2 separate regions of the Homo sapiens genome follow, and region 1 is linked to region 2. Evidence: read pairs that join two places in POLR2A ChIA-PET (ENCODE). Cell type or tissue: MCF 10A. All regions are shown on one strand. Each heading gives the region's core, and the rest is flanking DNA. Links, peaks and the distances in the headings are about the cores only. Region 1 has its middle 12 kb from the start of REPS1. Region 2 overlaps ECT2L (epithelial cell transforming 2 like).

The links. Peaks named below come from ENCODE experiments on the same cell type or tissue, not always from the same donor. Only the 100,000 strongest peaks of a DNase experiment are listed, where the experiment ranks them.
Region 1: POLR2A ChIA-PET joins it to region 2 with 5 read pairs; 2 of 35 experiments call an interaction of 5 or more read pairs at or near these places.

Annotation. Positions count from the first base shown.
Region 1 is chr6:138,996,507-139,004,848 of GRCh38, reverse strand. No RefSeq gene overlaps it. Among named protein-coding and RNA genes, the nearest start is that of REPS1, 12 kb to the right of the region's middle. In MCF 10A, for the core only: no CTCF peak of the experiment used is centred there; no DNase peak of the experiment used is centred there.
Region 2 is chr6:138,885,412-138,893,753 of GRCh38, reverse strand. It overlaps ECT2L (epithelial cell transforming 2 like), which reads right to left. Exons shown (of 22, transcript NM_001077706.3): 17 at 8,175-8,248; 18 at 7,924-8,080; 19 at 6,832-6,897; 20 at 4,723-4,811. It overlaps LOC107986650 (a long non-coding RNA gene), which reads left to right. Exons shown (of 2, transcript XR_001744381.2): 2 at 2,719-4,879. Among named protein-coding and RNA genes, the nearest start is that of ECT2L, 93 kb to the right of the region's middle. In MCF 10A, for the core only: no CTCF peak of the experiment used is centred there; a DNase peak (open chromatin) is centred at 4,663.

The DNA of each region.
Region 1 (8,342 bases), core at 259-8,258, 110 kb before region 2:
GTTAGGTCAGAGAGACTAACATCATAAGATCACAATATGTTGCAGCCTGCAGAGTAAGGTAGGAAATTTAAGCAATTATTTATTTTTGTTTTTTTAAGGGTCCTTAATTCTACAAATATAACCATCAACAACAAACACTAAGCCGAACTAACCAAATAACAAACTTCATTTTGTTTTTCAGGCAACTTAAGGGAAGTTTTATTTTTGACTTTGTAGCTGCATTTCTCTAGTTCTCTTATTTCTCTTTGTACATATAATGATTATCTTAATGACTACCTTCCTCACAAATGCCTTTGAAAGTGATCCACTTTAGGCCGGGTGCAGTAGCTCACACCTGTAATCCTAGCACTTTGGGAGGCTGAGGCGAGTGGATCACCTGAGATCAGGAGTTTGAGACCAACCTGGCCAACATGGCAAAACTCCGTCTCTACTAAAAATACAATAAGCTGGGTGTGGTGGCATGCACCTGTAGTCCCAGCTACTCGGGAGGCTGAGGGAGGAGAATCGCTTGAGCCTGGGAGGCGGAGGTTGCAGTGAGCAGAGATGGCAGCATTGCACTCCAGCCTGGGTGACAGAGTGAGACTCAGTCTCAACAAAAGAAAGAAAGAAAATGATTCATTTTAAATAAATCAGTTTATTGAATTAGAAGAGGAGATTTTCCCAAAAAAACTACTTTGGTAAAATAAATAACTTTCTGTCTTTAAATCAAAGTATTGTTCCAGGAAACATGGGTTTTGTGAATCCTGGGGCCACTGAGACTAAGTATTCTTATTGGCTTCTTACTGGATTGACACATTGAATGTCTTTATTATATGTCCCCTTCTCTCTTCCAACCAAGAAATCATGTAAGCTGATCTCAACCCCTAACCTCCATTGACCCCCATGACATCTGGGAGAAGAGCAAGGAAAAGAGGAAGTGCTGGAGGCTGAGCTATAAGTGAAAGATACTGTATTTCTTAAATGATTACAATTTAACAGAAAGATCCTGAGATATGATTAGTGACAAAATTAAGTCCAACCCACTTGCTGCTACTGAGGAAGATTATATTCCCTGGAGAAGATTTTTAAAGCTACATATAGTGTTTAGAATGTTTGGTCCCAACACACTTATGTACCTGCATCAAAATAATTTTTAAAAAAAGACAAGTAGATTTTAGGCACTAAATGCTTACAGGCTATAATGCTTGTTGATAGTACCCAAATTACTAGACATGGTCAGGCTTTCTTTGTGCAGTGGATTTACAGAACAGTAACAACTTGAAGACTAGGAGGAAATGGATATTATAGATGATAATGACATGTTGTAAATAATTGTTTATGTCTTAATAAAGGATCTCCTCCTGGTTGTTTAAATTATTTGAACAATAAGCAAGAACAAATATAAATAATCCAGATTTTAATTAATTATGTTTGTCTTTGATAATGTTGCCAGTTGTTAAACACCACTTAGATAACAATTTTGACATACATTATCTCTTATGGTTACTCTGACCAAATAAGGCATCCCTTTTTACAGAAGAAGAAAATGAGGCTAAGAGACATTAAACTTGCCCCAGATTATTCAGCTAATCATTTCCAGAATTTGGCTTCAAACCCAGGTGTATTTTACTTCAAACTAGGACCATTCTGTTTCTCTTTCAACTTGTTGCCTTCTTATTGTTACAGCCAATCAAGATTTATATTTGTTTTTACTTTCCACAGTTTTAGTTTTTAAGATTGCTCAGAGACAACCACCAAGAGTCCTTGGAAATTGAAACATGGACAACAGCAAAGCATGCCATAGTTTAAAACGGAAATAGGCGCGGTGGCTCACGCCTGTAATCCCAGCCCTTTGGGAGACCAAGGCGGGTGGATCACCTGACGTCAGGAGTTCGAGACCAGCCTGACCAACATGGAGAAACCCCGTCTCTACTAAAAATACAAAATCAGCCTGGTGTGGTGGCACATGCCTGTAATCTCAGCTACTCAGGAGGCTGAGGCAGGAGAATTGCTTGAATCCTGGAGGCAGAGGTTGCGTGCGGTGAGCCAAGATCGCGCCATCGCACCCCAGCCTGGGCAAACTCTGTCTCAAAAAAAAAAAAAAGGAAATAGACTTTACAAAGCAAATAACCTATAGCTCTAAGCACCACAAAGGGTTATGAAACATATAACCATATAAAATATTTTCATGGCAGGACCATGGGGAATTAAAGAAAATAGTGAAGGTTATAGAAGTAGCACAAAGGTCAGTTTACTTTTTGTTGTTGTTGTTGTTAATAGTTTGAAAAGATCAAGTTTTTGGAGATGATCCTATCCAAGTGCAAAGGTTTGGCTTTTGAAAAACTACTAATGGTAAGCAACATGCATTTAGCTTTTCCTACAACTACTTCTCCATATTTCAGTCCTAATATTATAAAGACAAAGAGGAAACCACTTTGACTTTTTTCAGGTTAAAAATTCAAAATCCTGAAAGCACATGCAATTGAGAATATTTACAAAGGAAACTTAAAGGAAAATTGCCTTGCATAGGGTAGATAAGTCATAACCATTTGTTGGTTTGACTTTTATTGGAAGGAAAATGCTTTTTTAATTTTTGGTTAATCTCTCCTGATAATTTTATTTATACAAAAAGTTGATTTATTTTTCCTCTACCAACAGTTTCATAAACGTTTCCATGCCTTTGCTCCTGATGAATCTAATGCTAATATGAGATCTTAAATTTATCTGGCATTTCTATTTCATGATTAAACTACTGATTTATAAGTGCAACATCCAAAAAATAATAAGTTTATGATTCTCTCCTAGTTAGGTAATGGAAATATATCCCATTAGTAACATTGCCTCATGTGGTTTCTAGAGAATAACAGTTGTTTTTCTTAAGTTAGTCTTATTGTATCATTTATATTAATGACTTCAGAAGAAGAAAATAAGTAAGATTCATAGTTGAGCACACAAGACTTGTTACAAAAGATATAACAAAGAAATAAGGGAGGCTGGGCACGGTGGCTCACACCTGTAATCCCAGCACTTTGGGAGGCTGAGGTGGGCGGATCACGAGGTCAGGAGATTGAGACTATCCTCACTAACATGGTGAAATCCCGTCTCTACTAAAAATACAAAAAAAATTAGCCGGGCGAGGTGGCGGGCACCTGTAGTCCCAGCTACTCGGGAGGCTGAGGCAGGAGAATGGCGTGAACCCGGGAGGCGGCGCTGGCAGTGAGCCGAGATCGTGCCGCTGCACTCCAGCCTGGGCGACAGAGCGAGACTCTGTCTCAAAAAAAAAAAAAAAACACAAAAAACAAAGAAATAAGCATACAATGTCAAATAAACGGATGCATTTTATACATAAATGTATTTATATAACATGTATATATATACTATGTATAGTATATTTATACTATATATAGTAATTATACAATGCATTTATTTGATATATTTGATTATATGACATATAGTAATACATACACGTATATAGGATGTAATGTGTATCTATTTATATGTGTAACACATCCATTTATTTGACATTGTACATGCCTTTTTTGTGTATTTTAAACAAATGATGTTAAGAAGGATATTCACTGAAATGAGGTTGCCTGTAGTTGGTGGAATTACAGGTAATTTTTATTTTTTATTTTCTAAGTTATTTTGAGTTTTTACAATAAACATGTTTATTTTTACAAAAATAATAGATTTCTCAAAAATAAAAAACAAATTATAATTACAGGGAATAAATTACACTCCATCCTAAATTCTACATCAAACAAGAAGCATACATTAAACACCTGGATACCATGTTGTTCTGAGACAGAGTCTTGCTCTGTCACCCGGGCTGGAGTGCAGTGGTGCGATCTCAGCTCACTGCCTCCTGGGTTCAAGTGATTCTCATGCCTCAGCCTCAAGTAGCTGGGATTGCAGACATGTGCCACCATGCCTGGCCAATTTTTGTATTTTTAATAGAGACTGGGTCTCACCATGTTGGCCAGGCTGGTCTTGAACTCCTGACCTCAAGTGATCCACTCACCTTGACCTCCCAAAGTGTTGGGATTACAGGTGTGAGCCACCTTGCCTGGCCCCAACTCCAAGTCTTTCTTTATGAGAAAATGCCACAGATAATTCAACAACAACTATTCTTAGCAATTTACCATCATGGTGTCTTCCCAAAGCATCATTCTTGATTTTTACAGAAACAAAAATCATCTTTTTGTTTGCATACTTAATGTGTTTATGTAACATTTAATCCAATTATAATAATTACAATAATAAGTATAAGAGGATGGTAAGCACCAGCTAACTCAACTAATGGGAGCAGAAGTGTGTAGGTGGCTGGCTTAGATCGGGTTTCCCAGGAAACCTGATGGAGATTTGGAGATAAGAGGTTCACTGGTAATTGTCAGGAACAACACTCATAAGGAAGAGAAGAAATCCCAAAATTGGGCAGAGGGAAAACTGTAATGTGGTAGCAATGGAGGCCCCCACCAATCCCTGGAAGATCTCTGAAGCAGAAATGACGCTTCAAAGTTGTCCCAAAACAACAAGGACCTTTAGGCTCCTAAATCCACTGACTAGTCATTGGATGTGGACTGCCCCTGTGGCAGAGGTATAACTTGAGTAAGACAACTTCCTTCTCCCAAGGGCATTTCCTGGAGAGGGATTCAGCTGTGGGTCCTTGACATCTCAATACTTTCAGTAGCTAAAAATATGAGCGCCTCAGTCCGGGTGGGTGTGGTAATCTGGGTTGCATACCACAGCCTGCAGCCACCACAGCCTGTGCTTGCACCACACAGATCCACATGCTTTATATATTTACTCCATATAGGAATAACTCTTCTAGCATTCTGATTGGTCTCATTTCCTGGAAACTGTTAGAAGAGGGAGGTTAGTGGAATGAGCTACATTTGCCACCCCTGCAGCTCATGGCAAGGCCACATCTGATCCTCATTGTCTCCTTTCTGCTTCTCATTCTACATCCCCCTCACCCTTAGCCAACACCTCTGCTGCTCTAGGTGGCTCTTCTTGCAGGGTGACCCAGACTCTCATCCTCCTGGTGGTCTGAGTCCCTTGTCACTACACCCTTCTCTGACTATGGCAGTTACACTTATCCATTTACCATCAACACTGAACAGGGCAGTGTAAAAAAATTATTCAATGACATTTGTTAAACCATGGTAAAGCAGACTTTATTCAGGACCATTCAGAGAGGCATAGGAACCACTGCAATCAGATTTTGCAGTAAGGCAAAAAGATTGGGCTCAACTCCAAATGCAGCCTGGGCAAAGTGGGAAATTATAGCCAAGGAGCAGAGTGGGGTTCAGTGGATGGAAATTACATAAAAGAAACATCAGGGGTAAGGGGGATTCTCTGGCTGAATTGACTGAACAGGATTCTTGCTAAAGACAGAGCAGGATGATCGGACATCACGTGGGGAGAAAGTGGAAGATGAGGAACAGGATCAGCTTTCCAGGTTGATCAGATTGATCAGAATCAGCTTTCCAGGTTGGTCAGATTTTCCAGGTCGATCACATATTGAGGGTGGGGGCTTCTTGCTAAACTGACTTAGCATGTTCTTTGCTAAAACTGGATTTTACAAGGAAGTGCACAGATGGGCCTAGGAGAAGTTTTAGGAGCCTGACTAAAGTTTGGCCAAGCCAAAAATTTTTATCGGGGGTAACAAGAGATACCAATCCCAATAGATCTCTTAGGTGTTTAACTTATTCTTTCCTGCCTTAATTGTGTAAATTAAGTGTTATTTCCTTCTGATGAGTAAATTCAATTACCCTCAGGTGTGTTAATTATTTTGTTCCCTATTAAGGAGCCCTTAGTAACCGGACTGCATTTGTGGCTGAAATTTTAATGGGACTAGTAATAAGCCTCATAGTGGAAGCACTCCTCTTTGACAACTAGGACCTCCAGACGCCCAAAGCCTAGGACTGAGGGGACAGGAAGAGGTCTCCAAGTGGGTCACTCCTAACAAAGGCAAGTGGGGTCAGTCTAACTTTCACCAGTTGGTTCTCTGTCTCATAGAGAGCCCACTGATCAGAGACACTGTAGCATATACAGTCATTAATTTAGGGTCTTCTCTTGGCAGAGTATCATCTCCAAACTGACACACAGCTACACCTTCAAAAGACCATTCTATCACTCTCCTGGTCAGCAGCTTCCATGGGGTATAGTATGTGAGAGGTCCCATGGTCATGTGTCCAGTGATGTACATGTAAGCCACCTAGAGCAGCAGAGGTGTTGGCTGAGGGCGAGGGGATCTAGAATGAGGAGTAGAAAGGAGACAACGTGGATCAGTTGTGGCCTTGCCATGATCTTCCAAACTGTCTCCTTCCAAGCCCCTGACCAACCAGCCAACTCTTTGTTACTGTCCCTGGGTTTAAAGTATATTCTCATCTTGGTCCACCTCTCACTGATGTGAATGGGGTCTCTTGTTCTGAAGCAATATTACACAGATTCCAGGTTGGTGATATAAATATTCTGCTAAAACACCCTCCGACAGTGGTGCCGGCTGAGGCCCTGAGGGCAGAAAAGCAAACATATGCCTAGAATATATTTGATTATGGTAAAGATAAATCAACTTGTCACCAAGTATCCGATTGGTCTCCTTGAGGAATGATCCTGTGTCGGGAACCGAACTTGGGTCTCGTTGCTGGCAGGTTGGACATATGGTCTTGGTAAGTGGGAGTCTATGGTGTAGGGCCCATGTGTAGCTTCCACTGCTGCTGCAGAAGCCATTCAGTTCCCAAACCCAGTGTACCAGCATGGGGGTGGCTGATTGCAGGGGCTGCCTGTCAGCAACTGGCCAGGTCGTTTTGTCAACTTGATTGTCTTGTGCCTGCTCTCTACTTGGTTGTCTTGGGTGTGAACATGTAGTACAAAGATATTCCCATTTCATGTCCCTTCCATAGGCTCAACCACATGCTTTTCCCCCAGATATCCTCCACTCTAATTTTCCAAACTGTCTCCTTCCAAGCCCCTGACCAACCAGCCAAACCCTTTGTTACTGTCCCTGGGTTTAATGCATATGCTTATCCTGGGCCACTTCTCATACACAAAGTGAATGACTAAGTGCCTTAACTGAAACCCTCTCCAGTAAATTTCCCCTCACTAATGTTCTTTAGGCCCCCAAACAAGTTGGTCTAACCCAATTTTTAACTATTCTGTTCTGTAGAAGACACTCCTAAGTGAATAAAAAGTCAAGCCACAGAGTTTAGAAAATACTTGCAAATCACGTCTAACCAAAAAAACTTGTATAAACAATGTATAAAGGATATTAAAACTCAACAATAAGAAAACAAAGAACTCAATACAGGCCAGGCACAGTGGCTCATGCCTGTAATCCCAGCACTTTGGGAGACTGAGGCCGGTGGATCACTTGAGGTCAGGAGTTCAAGACCAGCTAGGCCAACATGGTGAAAGCAGTCTCTACTAAAAATAAAACAAATTAGCCAGGCTTGCTAGTACACGCCTGTAATCCAGCTACTTGGGAGGTTGAGGTAAGAGAATCGCTTGAACCCAGGAGTGGGGGGTTGCAGTGAGCTGAGATTGCACCACTGCACTCTGGCCTGGGCAACAGAGCGAAACACTGTCTCAAAACAAACAAAAACAAAACCAAAAAAACCCGCAATATAAAATGGGAAAAAATTTTGAATAGACACTTCACCAAAGAAGATATTCAGATGGCAAGTAAGTACATGAAATGGTGATCATTTGTTTTAGGGAAATGCAAATTTAAATCACAGTGAGATGCCACCACACACCTATTAGAATGACATTAGAATGATTTATGAGGTTGTAGAACAAAACTAAAATTCGGATGCATTTCTGGTGGGAATGCAAAATAGTTCAGCCATTTTGAAAAAATGACTTTTTAAAAAAATAAAGTTAAACACGTTAAGCATTCACCAAACAATCCCACTCCTAGGTATTTTATTAATAATCACCCTAAATTGGGAGTAACCCCAATGTCCTTCAACTAGTGAATGGATAAACTGTAATCATCTATACAACAGAATACTGTTTAAACCACTGATGCAAGCAAGAACATGGAAGAATCTCAAATGCATTAATCTATGTGAAAAAAATCCAGACTTAAGAGGCTACATACTACATGATTCCATGTAGATGACATTTTTGGCAGAAGAATAGGAACAACAAACAAATCAGTGGTTGCGGGGGGCTGAGGGTAGAGGGTGGAGCTGAGTACAAAAGGGCAGCACAAAGGAATTTTTTTGGATTGTGGAATTCTATATCTTGATTTTGGTGGTGGCTACATGACTGTTTGCATTTGTCAAACTTCACTGTACGTAATTTATTTATTTTAAAAACGATATTAGAGATTTTCAGTTAAAAAACAGCTGATG
Region 2 (8,342 bases), core at 299-8,298:
CAATGAAGAGCTAATAAAAATTTCCTTATTCTGGCTGGGTGCGGTGGCTCACGCCTGTAATCACAGCACTTCGGGAGGCCAAGGCAGATGGATCATTTGAGGTCAGGAGTTCGAGACCAGCCTGGCCAACATGGTAAAACCCCGTCTCTACTAAAAATACAAAAATTAGCCGAGCAGTAACAGCGTGCACCTGTAATCCCAGCTACTCAGGAGGCTGAGGCGGGAGAATCCCTTGAGCCTGAGAGGCAGAGGTTGTGGTGAGCCGAGCTCAGGCCACTGCATTCCAGTCTGGGTGAAAGAGTGAGACCTTGTCTCACAAAAAAAAATAAAAATAAAAAAATATATATATATTCTTACATGGTGGAGAGGAGAAAAGTACCATTTTGAAATATGCCCAGAATATTTTGTTCTTAACAAAGGCCTGACCTCAAGGGAAACTTGTACTAGAACCTAACCAACTGGGACTTTACCAGTGCCTAATCAACCTGGGAGAAGGGAAATACCCAACTCCAGCCACCTCTAACCTTACGTCTCATGTTAGAGGTGGGGAAAAAAAAACAAAAAAAAACAAAAAAAAAACAAAAAAAAACTGAGAAGCACTTGTGAAGGTCACAGTCCAGAAGTAACAGACTCAAAATTGATCATAGAACTATAGAATGTTTCTCCTCTGACATCTTAACTACCACAGCAGTAGGGCTCTGGTATAATAATGGGATTACAGCTAAAATAACTGTAAGGCTCAGACCCTATTTAAGAAGGGGTCTCTAAGGAAACCCAAAGATGATAGGGAGAGAAAAGGACACTGGAGAAAACTGTAGCCTCTGATGCCAAGCTGCAACAAACAGTTAATATGACCTAACTCCCAGCCAGGTAAACATAAAACTTCACACTGAAGACCTGTTTAGTTCCTTTTACCTGACACATCGTGTCTGCTATTCAACAAAAAGTTATAAGCGGTGCTGGCTGGGCATGGTGGCTCACTCCTTTAATCCTAGCACTTTGAGAAGCCAAGGTGGGCAGATCACCTAAGGTCAGGAGTTCGAGACCAGCCTAGCCAATGTGGTGAATCCCATCTCTACTAAAAATACAAAAATTAGCCAGACGTGGTGGCACGTGCCTGTAATCCCAGCTACCTAGAAGCCTGAGGCAGGAGAATTGCTGGAACCCAGGAGGCAGAGGCTGCAGTGAGCCTAGATTGCACCACTGCACTCCAGCCTGGGTGACAGAGTGACACACTCTGTTTCAAAAAAATTATAAGGGGTACTAAGAGGCAAAATACACAGACTGAAGAGACAGGGCAAGCATCAAAACTAGGCTCAGATATAGTAGAGATTTTGGAATTATCAGAGCAGAAACTTAAATATGATTAATATGTTAAGGGCTTTAATGGAAAAAGTAGACAACGTGCAAGAACAGACAGGTAATGTAAGAAGAGAGACCAAAACTCTAAGAAAGAAAAGATAATACCAGAAATAAATATAACAGAAATGAATGCCTTTGGTGGGGTCATTAATACACTGGACACAGCTGAGGAAAGAATCAGTGAGCTTGAAGATATGTCAACAGAAGCTTACCAAGCTGAAAAGCAGAAAAAAGACCAGGGACAAAGTAGGGGTATCGGGTAGGGACCACCAGGGGAAAGAACAGAATATCCAAGTAATAGGGACAGTTACAAAAGGCAAATCATATGCATAATGGGAATACCAGATGAAGAGAGACAGAAGAAATATCTGGAGTAATAATGACTGGAGATTTTACAAAATTACTGACAGCAAACCATAGGTCCAGGAAGCTCAGAGAACACAAAACAGGATTTTAAAAAAAGTCTACATCTAGGCATAATACATTCAGATGTAGAAAATAAAAGAGAAAGTCTTCGTCATTTCAGAGAATACAAAAACATAAACCCACCTTACTGTCAACAAAGAGTCAAACTGTGTAAAATAGATTTATTCTGAGCCAAATATGGGTGACCAGGGCCTGAGTCACAGTCTCAAGAAGTCCTGAGAAAATGTGCCCAAGATGGTTGGGTTACAGCTTGATTTTATACATTTTACGGGGATAGAAGTTACAGGCAAACATCAATCAATATATGTAAGGTATACATTCATTTGATCCAGAAAGATGGGACAGCTTGAATTAGGGGCTTCCAGGTCATGGGGGGGATTCAAAAGATTTTTTGATTGGCAATTGGTTGAAAGAGTTAAGTTTATCTAAAGATCTGGAATCAGTAGAAAGGAGTATCTGGCTTTAGATAAGAGATTGTGGAGACCAGTGTTCTTATGTAGATGAAGCCTCCAGGTAGCAGGCTTCAGGGAGAATAGATGGTAAATGTCTCTTATCAGACCTTAAAAGATAACATACTCTCAGCTGAATCTCTCCTGGATCAGGAAAAGACCTGGAAAGAGGAGATTCTCTACAAAACGGAGATTTTCCCCAAAAGAGATGACTTTGCAGGGCCATTTCAAAACATGTCAAATAAATATATTTTGAGGTAAACTATGATTTATTGCAGGGTCTGCTATCTGCCATGTGATACTATACTAGAGTTGGGTTAGAATTTGGTATCTTACTTCTACAAGGAGTTCATTTTATCAGTCTTAAGATCTCTGTTTCAATGTTAATTTTGGTCAGTTGTGCCTGAATTCTTAAGGGAGGAGAGTATAATGAGGCATATCCAATCCCCCCTTCCTATCATGGCCTGAACTCATTTTTCAGGTTTACTTTGGAATCCCCTTGGCCGAGAGGAGGAGTCCATTCAGTCGATTGGGAGGCCTAGAATTTTATTGTTGGCTTCTATTACCTATAGAGGAAAAAGGATAAAAATTACACTGGACTTCTCTTCAGAAACCATGTAAGTAAGAAGAGTGTGGAATGAAATAAGGAAAGTGTTAAAAGAAAAAACCACCAACCTAGAATTCTGTATCCAGCAAAATTGCCTTCAAACAATAAATTTTTTACACACAAAAAATTTGAGAGAATTCATTGACCCTAGTAGAACATTAAGAAATGTTAAAAGAAGTTCTGCAGAGAGAAGAAAAATGATATAGAAAATCAAACTTATGTAAAGAAAGGAAGAGTGTTTGAGAAGGAATACATGAATGTAGAATAATCTAATAATCAAAAACTGGAATCATCATAGAATGTCTTCTACCAAACCAGTGTGTTTAGAATTGCTGGTTTGGTAGCTAGTTTCTTTCCATCATTGTAGCTGTTTTCTATTGCTACTGACCAAAAAAAAAAAAAAAAAAAAAAAAAAAAGATCAAAGAAAACAAAAATGTCATGACAATGAGAAAAGTGACATATTGTGTGATTTGATTTTCATTTAAGATCTAGTCTAGGTAAGGATGGAGGTGAGGGGACTGATTTCTTCCACCTACCCTGCTACCCTGTGCCTTTGAGGAACATTTGTTGAAATATTCATTGAAATAACAAATCAATTTTTATTACATTTATTGGAGTTGAACAAATTAAAGGAGTTAATTCCCCTCCCTTTGGTTGCTGTTTGCTGAATCACTCTTTGTCATTAATACTGAAAATCAAACTTATGTAAAGAAAGGAAGAATGTTTGAGAATAGAATTTTATTTGATTCTATTAATTATTTTGTTATTTATTTTATTTCTATTTTATTCATAGTTTGATGAACAGTTTTCTAAAGCAGATATCACCACACTATGGCCCACACCTGTTCTTGTAAATGAAGTTTAATTGGAACATAGTCATGTTTGTTCATTTATATCTTGTACTGTTTATGAATAGTGTATTACTTGTTATGTGTTGTGTCATTGATAGAGCTGCTTTTGTTTTACAATAGCAAAGTTGGGTAGTTGCCACAGATATCATTTGGCCAGCAAAATCTGAAATATTTACTATGTGAACCTTTACAGAAAAGTTTGCCCATCCTTGTTCTAAAGGAGTAAAGGGGATACTAATTTATAAAAATTAGCATCCTTCCATCTTTTTTTTCTTACACTACTCTGAGCATTGTGCAAACTAAATACTGTAAGGTCTTTTTAAAAACTGACCTCAATAACTATCTGAGGATAATAAATTGGTCCTCTCTTTCTTACATTTGAGCAGATCATTGGTGTGAAAATCCCACAACACTTGGAGCTTAGCTAAGTAGAAAAGTGGCCGGGTGCAGTGGCTCATGCCTGTAATCCCAGCACTTTGGGAGGCCAAGGCAGGTGGACCACTGGAGATCAAGAGTTTGAGACCAACCTGGCCAACATGGTGAAACCCCATCACTACTAAAAATACAAAAATTAGCTGGGCATGGTGACGGGTGCCTGTAATCTCAGCTACTTGGAAGGCTGACGCAGGAGAATAGCTTGGAGGCGGAGGTTGCTGTGAGCCGAGATTGCGCCACTGCACTCCAGCCTGGGCGGCAGTGAGTGAGACTCCATCTCAAAAAAAAAAAGAAAAAGAAAAAAGAAAAGTGACCAACCTTTAGAATGCCTGCTTATGTGGAGTTTGTGGTCCTGGCAGGGACAATTTATTTCTCCCATTCTATCCAGTAGCTGGCTGGAATGTGAACATGGTGATAAAATACCCTACACTATCTCAGAGGGAGTCCTCTGTAACTTTTCAGTCCAATGCATAGATTCATTTCAAACCTACTGTGTCAGACATTGTACTGAATGCTGGAGCTACAGGATGAGTAAGACAGTCACCTGCTTGGAAGGTGTCCACAGCCTTAGGATAGTTAACTATTGTTTACCTTAAAGAGAAACTTATTTCTTCATCACAGCAATGAAGTTGGGCTACATCTTGTACCCTAATCAGATATCTGTTTACTTCTGATAGAGTCTGTAAAATCAAAAACAAAATTAGAAGTACATATAAATTTTTTTAAATAAAATTACTACTGCAAACCATTTTATATCTCAGAATATGCAAATGTTAACTAAAACACAGTTCAAGTATGAAAAAGTGAATATTTTCACTGTTTATGAAACAGGTTTTCTTAGAAAGACCACAGTATTGACAAAGAAAACTATATTTAAGGGGAAAAAAGTAATCTTTGTCAAAGTTTTAAAACTGCTGACATGATAGTTTTATTTGTAAGTGCTTTCCTAATATCAAAAACAAAGTTGGGGGTTGGGGGATAAGAAGGTAGCTATTAAGAAAAAGAAGTAGGCTGGGCGCGGTGGCTCATGCCTGTAATCCCAGCACTTTGGAAGGCCGAGGTGGGTGGATCACCTGAGGTCAGGAGTTGGAGACCAGCCTGGCCAACATGGTGAAACCCTGTCTCTATTAAAAATACAAAAAAAATTAGCCAGGTGTGGTGGTGCATGCCGGTAGTCCTAGCTACTTGGGAGGCAGGAGAATTGCTTGAACCCTGGAGGCAGAGGTTGCAGTGAGCCGAGATCGTGCCACTGCACTCCAGCCTGGGCAACAGAGTGAGACTCCATCTCAAAAAAAAAAAAAAAAAGAAAAGAAAAAGAAGTGAATGAATTGGTACAGAATAAGAAGTCAAGCCTTTATATTGATCTAGTCATGGGGATGAGCTCTTGGTGTGAACAGTGATCCAGAGAGAGTTTTGTAGACTCTGAGTTTCAAGAATTTGGATCTTTGCAAACCAATCAACCTCAATTATCTTTCCCTACAAAATGTCCAGACCAAAATTATGACAAAACAACTTCATCTTGCTTCCCCAATTTGACTAAATAAAAATAACATTTCTAATCAATTGATACTTTAATTCAACGTAACTCACATCCTGAGCTCCTCTTATGTGCCAGACATGAGAAGGCAAGTAAATCATAGCTCACACATGATGGAGCTCCCAGTTTCATGAATAAAGGATTGCAGTAAAATGTAACAGGAATGTTCAGGATGCAAAATCCCTACAAAGAAGCCGCTGACAGCTGGAAATGCTGGGGGAAACTTTGCAAAGGATATGATGATTGAACTAGATTTTTATAGAATGAATAGGGGTTTATCCAGTGAAATAGGAAAGAAAAGCAATTTCAGAGAAGAAAGAGTATGCACAAAGCACAAATGTGTGAAAAGAGGTTAACATTAGAGAATCGTGAGTGGATCTGTGTGGTATGATTATAAGGAAGTCAGGAAAACTGTAAGAGATAAGGGAGGGTGGGGCCAGATGAAATTCTATAGGTTAACACGTCGCTAACACAGGCCTTCTAAAGCTTGTTCAGATACCATCAGGGTGCAGAATCCTGCACCAGGTATCATATGCAGGGAGATAGAAAACAAGTAGAACATGGCTGGGCGTGGTGGCTCACGCCTGTAATCCCAGCACTGGGAGGCCGAGGCGGGCAGATCACAAGGTCAGGAGATCGAGACTATCCTGGCTAACACGGTGAAACCCCATCTCTACTAAAAATACAAAAAATTAGCTGGGCGTGGTGGTGGACACCTGTAGTCCCAGCTACTCGGGAGGCTGGGGAAGGAGAATGGTGTGAACCCGGGAGGTGGAGCTTGCAGTGAGCTGAGATTGTGCCACTGCACTCCAGCCTGGGCGACAGTGTGAGACTCGGTCTCAAAAAAAAAAAAAAATTAAAGAAAAGAAAACAAGTAGAACACATGGCCCCTTTCCTCACAGGGCATTGTGATCACAGTAATACCAATAAAGGAGCAAAGACTGCCAAAAAGTTATGGGATAGGGGCAAGCTCACTTGTGCCCCTTCTTATAGAGCAACCTTGCAGGTAACAAGGATGTGAAATGGGAGAGCATGGCAGTGCCTGGCACGTAGCAGGCATTCCACAAATACTAGCTGCCTTGGGATCTGTAGGTCTCCTTTTGCAAAAGACTGGAGGTTGTATTCATGAGCATGAGATACAGCAAGTTCCTAAGAATACATACAGGGCATCCCCAGATGATTCTCTGTATATCTGACAGATGATCCTTCATAGTGATGTTTTGCTTCATCTAGGGGAAAAAAAGTACTTTTAGGCAAACTAAAATTGTGACATTTTTATTCATAAAAGAAATAGATTAAAATATTTTATGGCGCTTGATACAGGGCTTGGTATTTTCATATGTTATAATAGAAAGTTTCAAATTTCTGGGCCGGGTGTAGTGACTTTCGTCTGTAATCCCAGCAATTTGGGAGGCTGAGGTGGGCTGATGGCTTGAGCTCAGGAGTTCAAGACCAGCCTGGGCAAAGTGGTGAAACCTCATCTCTACACACATTTTAAAAAAGCCAAAAAAAGAGCCAAGCATGGTGGCGCCTGCCTGTGGTCCCAGCTACTCAAGAGGCTGAGGTGGGAGGATTGCTTGAATCAGGGAGGCAGAGGTTGCAGTGAGCCGAGATCACACCACTACACTCAAGCCTTGGTGACAGAGCCAGACCCTGTCTCAAAAAAGAAAAAAAAAATTTCAATTTTCTGTACCCAATGTTTTAAAACAAAGGCAAGTGACAAAACTGAATGCAAAAAAGTATCTGCATGGAAAAATGTGTTAGCAGTTTACATTCAGCCCAGATGCCTGTTTACAGTATGCACAATATAATAATAATATTTTCAGAATGATAGTACTGTACTCCAAGGTGCTTAATTACTTCTTCAGAGAATAATTATGACCATTGTACTCACTGAGGCAGGAAAGCTAATTAATGCATTGAAAGTACTTTCAGAAACAAAGGATTTTACTTTTTTTTTTTGCCTTTTAGTTGTGTAAAAAATCAGTCCAAATACTTCATTCTTCAAACTTTCATAAAAATTTCATTATATTTGTACAAATATCTGAAAACATTGTCTCATGTTGCTTGGCTTAGAATAGATGCCCTTAGTGTTGGAAATCACGGAACACACTATTGATTTAGCATTAAAAGGATGAAAGACTTTAAAGCGAAGAACCCCACAAGAAGATAAGGTGTCTCAGGATCTTTGAGTGGGAGTACCACAAAGGCATTGTAACATGTTTAAAGGACACAGATTCTTATCAGCAACCAACCTGATCTATATAACCTTTATATTTTTTGATTTGGTCAATTGCAGTGGTCAAGTCCCCACGGTCAACATGCTCTGCAGGGGTATGAAGCCTGACAGCGTAGAGAAGATTAAGGTATTCTTCAAATCTTCGGGATGGGTACAGCAGCAGCTCTGGCAGGCTGTATGAGGCATAGAGAAGGGAGCTCTGGTCTCTGAAGGCCCAGGAATGCCCTCTCTGGGGGGACCCCTGCTGTGCTCTCCCTCAGAACGTACCTCAGCATTTTGGTAACAATGGTCTTATCATGCCTCTTCAGGAAAGTTCGGAATGCTGGTATCATTTCTCTGCACTAAAAGGTGAGGATTATATTGTCAAAACTTTATGAGATAGTTGTAAAGTCCACTGTTCCACTGAGCAAGCATGATCTATGGAATGCCTGAAGC